Linked DNA regions of Homo sapiens: region 1 is linked to region 2. A link is an interaction called in ENCODE POLR2A ChIA-PET data of the cell type or tissue named here. Cell type or tissue: K562. All regions are shown on one strand. Region 1 overlaps SLC5A11 (solute carrier family 5 member 11). Region 2 has its middle 5.8 kb from the start of AQP8.

Region 1 (2,500 bases), 320 kb after region 2:
AAGTGCAGACGGACTTAGGTGTGAATCCCCCCACCAGCTCTTTGTGAGTTTGGATGAGTTCCTTAACCTTTCCAGGCTCAGCTCTCTCATCTGTAAAATGGGGATGATAACTGTGCTTGCTTTTCAGGTGTCTAGCAGCTCTTTAGCAAAGAGAGCAGTTGTGATTATTGGCATTGTCATCATCACTGCTATTGTTAGATGAAACCAGAGAAAGAAGTTCCAACAGGTCAACGAAATAGAAATAGATGAGAGTAGGATTAGATAGTGGAAACTGGATCAGAGAGCTGTAGGTCAGAAGTTCAGAAATCTGGCTGGGTGCAGTGGCTCACGCCTGTAATCCCAGCAGTTTGGGAGGCCGAGGTGGGTGGATCACTTGAGGTCAGGAGTTCAAGACTAGCCTGGCCAACATAGCGAAACCCTATCTCTACAAAAAATACCAAAAATTAGCTGGGCATAGTGGTGCACGCCTATAGTCCCAGCTACTCAGGAGGCTGAGGCATGAGAATTGCCGGAACCCAGGAGGCAGAGGTTGCAGTGAGCCGAGATTGCACTACTTTACTCCAGCCTGGGCAACAGAGCGAGACTCTGTCTCAAAACTAAAAATAATAATAAATAATAAAAATAATAAAAAAGAAGTTCAGAAACCTGAAAACAGTAAACATTGGTTCAATAAAGGAAGGAGGAAGATGGTCTTGGGGGAATACCTGGGCAGGTGAAATTGTCTCTGGCTGGTTTTTACAAACGGCTTTTTCCTGGTGGCAGAATGGGTCAACTGTCTTTTTTTGTTTCGTTTTGTTTGTTTTTGAGACAGAGTGTTGCTGTTGCCCAGGCTGGAATTACAGGCATGAGTCACTGTGCCCGGCATAATTAATTAATTAATTAATTAATTTTTTGAGATGGAGTCTCACTTTGCTGCCCAGGCTGGAGTGCAATGGCATGATCTCGGCTCACTGCAAACTCCACCTCCCGGGTTCAAGTGATTCTCTTGCCTCAGCCTCCTGAGTAGCTGGGATTACAGGTGCCTGCCACCACACCTGGCTTTTTTTTTTTTTTTTTTTTTTTTTGTATTTTTAGTAGAGACAGGGTTTTGCCATGTTGGCCAGGCTGGTCTCAAACTCCTGACTTCAGGTGATCCACCCGCCTTGACCTCTCAAAGTGTTGGGATTACAGGCATGAGCCACCGCACCCAGCCAGGTCTGTTAAATTTAAAGCCCATGATGTTAGCCCGGATCAGTCCTGTTTCTCAAGGTCTCTCCTACCTGAGATGTGCTAAGGAGGAGAAGGGGGTCTCTCTCTTAATGGGGCAGTACATGTGCATTGCTCTCATCACTGCCTTGGTCCTTAGCTCTCCGCTCAAAGGAGGGCTGGCCTATGGATGAGACCTGGGTTTCATTCTCTGAAGTCTCCTGCATCAAATCAATGTCCAATGCCATGATTATTGCTTTAATTAAACTGTCATCAGCCCTCACTATGCAGTATAACTCCCCAAGTGGTACATTGATCTCTGATGTTTCATGTACCAGAAAAATAATATTTGAACACGTGATATATTCACTCAGTTTAAAACCCGAGAAAATATAACATGCAGTAAATCGGCTCTCATTCATCCTTCCCACCCGCCCTGCCTCCCTGCCCACAGGTATCCACTCTTCTTAGTTTTGTATACATCCATCCAGAGTTTATGGACATATAAGCAAATGCAAATATTGATTCTATTCTCCTTTTTTTTTTTTTTTAACACAAAAGGACTTCTTGTACACATGGATCTGCTTTCTGATTTTTTTCCTTTCTTTTTTCACACCAGTTATGTATCTGCCTCGCTCTGGGTGTTCCTTCTGCTGCAAACTCTTCCTCCAAAAATCACAGGAAGCTCTCGCTCTTCTACAAAGTCTTTGGTCAAAGGTCACTTCTGAATGATACCTCCCCTCAGCACCCTACATTATTTGAGACAGGATCTTACTGTCTCAAGCCTGTTGCCCAGGCTGAAGTGCAGTGGTGCAATCTCAACTCACTGCAGCTTTGACCTCCTGGGTTCCAGCAATCCTCCCACCTCAGCCTCCCAAGTAGCTGGGACTCCAGCTGCACACCACCGTGCCTGGCTAATTTTTACTTTTTTTTTTTTTTTTTTTTTAGAGATGGTCTCACTATGTTGCCCAGGTTGGTCTCAAACTCCTGGGCTCAAGTGAGCCTCCTGCCTCAGCATCCTAAAGTGTGTGAGCCACCTGTCACCCCATTTTAAATTGCACTCCCACACTCTCAATCTCCTTGACCTCACTCTACTTTTTAAAATGATATTTATCAAACTTTAACATCTCACATAATTTACTTATTATCTCCGTCTACTCCCATTAGAAGAAGGGAAGCTCCACAAGGGCAGAGAGCTTTGTTTGATTTATTAGCTCCTGATTTTAAGTGCCCAGAAGAGTGCCTGGTACGTAGAGGACACCCAGTGTGTATTTGTTGAACAAATGATGTCCAATAGGAGTTTTACCCCCATTTA
Region 2 (2,500 bases):
GTCCCAACTACTCAGGAGGCTGAGGCAGGAGAATTGCTTGAACACGGGAGGTGGAGATTGCAGTGAGCCAAGATTGCACCACTGCACTCCAGCCTTGGCAACAGAGCAAGAGTCCGTCTTAATTAAAAAAAGAAAAAAAAAAGGAAAGAAAAAGAAAACTAGTGGCTTCCAGGGAAAACCTGAATGCCATTCAGACAAAACAACATATTTCCACTACATGAGAGTTTTAGAGTATGTCCTGATGTCCTCATACACAATATACTGTCTCTCAAAACCACTGAAAAACCTAGTGGGCTAAGGAGATACTGTCTTCCTAAAAAATTCTTTGGCTGGCAAACTTCCTAGTTTTCCAAATCCAGGTCTGGTTAACAGGACCAAGGCTTCTAATCTTTATCCCTGTTTGGTTGGCAAGACTTCTCTGCATCTATACCTGTCTGCCATCCCCCACCAGGTCCAGATGGAGTGTAGAAACAGGTCACATTTTACCCTGGCATCTCACCTTTCCCTTCTCTCTTGCCTTGATGGCTGCACTGTTGTGCCAGATGTGACGCTGCTGCTGTGGCAGCCATCTTGGACCGTATATATAGGCCAGATGTAGTGGCTCACCCTTGTAATCCCACCATTTTGGGAGGCCGAGGCAGGTTCATTACCTGAGGTCAGGAGTTTGAGACCAGCCTGGCCATATAGTGAAACCCCGTCTCTATTAAAAATACAGACATTAGGCCGGGCGCGGTGGCTCACGCCTGTAATCCCAGCACTTTGGGAGGCCGAGGCGGGCGGATCACGAGGTCAGCAGATCGAGACCATCCCGGCTAAAACGGTGAAACCCCGTCTCTACTAAAAATACAAAAAATTAGCTGGGCGTAGTGGCGGGCGCCTGTAGTCCCAGCTACTTGGGAGGCTGAGGCAGGAGAATGGCATGAACCCGGGAGGCGGAGCTTGCAGTGAGCCGAGATCCCGCCACTGCACTCCAGCCTGGGTGACAGAGCGAGACTCCGTCTCAAAAAAAAAAAAAAAAAAAAAAAAAAATACAGACATTAGTGGGGCGTTGTGGCACACACCTGTAGTCCCAACTACTCAGGAGGCTGAGGCAAGAGAATCACTTGGACCTGGGAAGCAGCAATTGCAGTGAGCCAAGATCACATCATTGCACTCCAGCCTGGGCAACAGAGCAAGACTCCATCTTAAAAAAAAAAAAAAAAAAAAAAAAAAAAAATATATATATATATATATATATATATATATATATATATATATATATAAAATAAAATAAATATATATATAATATAAAATATATAGATATAAAAATATATATATATATGATTGTAAAACCTAAGACCAGTACTTGAGCTATTCTGCAGACCCTGTACTTGATGGATCAGCTAGCACCACCACCTAGATGGATAAACTGGCTCATGTGATCTTGTGGGCTCCCTCAGGAACTGACTCAGCGCAAGGAGACAGCTTCAACTCCATATAATTTCATCTCTGACCAATCAGCACTCCTGACTCACCGGCTTACTCCCACCCACCAAGTCGTCCTTAAAAACTCTGACCCCTGAATGCTTGGGGAGACTGATTTGAGTAATAATAAACTGGTCTTCTGCACAGCCAGCTCTGCGTGAATTACTCTTTCTCTATGGCAATTTCCCTATCTTGATAAATTGGCTCTGTCTAGGCAGCGGGCAAGGTGAACCTGCTGGGAGGTTATGTAATTATTTAAGAATGAAATACAAATATAAATAAAATATGTTTTTAATGTACTTGTCTTATTCAGTGTATGTGTATTATTGTCTGTACAATATATGTGAATGTTTTGTGTACATGTGGGGTTTTTTTACAAATGGCTACTAAGTTGTTAGAACATAAGAACTTTTTAAGTGTTTTGCACCTAATTCCTTAATAAATAGAGCTATTAGGTATTTTTTTTGGGGGGGGCCTCCGCACAGAGTGAACCAAGAAAGTTTGGGGTCCTCTGAATTAAAGAATTTATGTTCTTGTATTTCAAGTACTTGCAGAAGAGAACAGTTCTTGCAGATACATCATCCCCAAATTCCAGAGATACTGGGTTTCAGGTTAATAACTTCTCAAAGCTAGACACCATTTATAATGCAGAGACTTGACAATTTAGGCTGTGCTCTGTGGACAACCACAGAAACTTAAAGCAGAACCTGTCATTCTCTTCTGAAACTGCTTTCTTTCCATCTCGGTAGATTTGCAATTGTATTCAATGTATTACCACTTGGAGCTCAGGGCAACTAGCCATTGGAAGTAAGTCTAGTTTTCACCTTTCTGTCTTCTCAAACTGCAAGATTGAGAAGACATTTCTCAACTACTCACTACATCTCCAACACCATGCTAAACACTCGGTATGTATTTGTAACCCCCCTTTGAGATAAGTCCTATCACTTATTATCACCATCTTCAGATGATAAAAACGAGGCACAAAGAAGTTAAAGAACTCACCCATGGATGGATGGATGGATGGATGGATGGATGG

The links. ChIA-PET counts read pairs that join two places held together with the same protein. Peaks named below come from ENCODE experiments on the same cell type or tissue, not always from the same donor. Only the 100,000 strongest peaks of a DNase experiment are listed, where the experiment ranks them.
Region 1: POLR2A ChIA-PET joins it to region 2 with 5 read pairs; 2 of 35 experiments call an interaction of 5 or more read pairs at or near these places.

What each region holds. Positions count from the first base shown.
Region 1 is chr16:24,891,681-24,894,180 of GRCh38, reverse strand. The region is part of intron 10 of SLC5A11 (solute carrier family 5 member 11); the gene reads right to left. Among named protein-coding and RNA genes, the nearest start is that of SLC5A11, 47 kb to the right of the region's middle. In K562, no CTCF peak of the experiment used is centred here; no DNase peak of the experiment used is centred here; H3K27me3 peaks cover 42 bases.
Region 2 is chr16:25,209,924-25,212,423 of GRCh38, reverse strand. No RefSeq gene overlaps it. Among named protein-coding and RNA genes, the nearest start is that of AQP8, 5.8 kb to the left of the region's middle. In K562, no CTCF peak of the experiment used is centred here; a DNase peak (open chromatin) is centred at 1,463.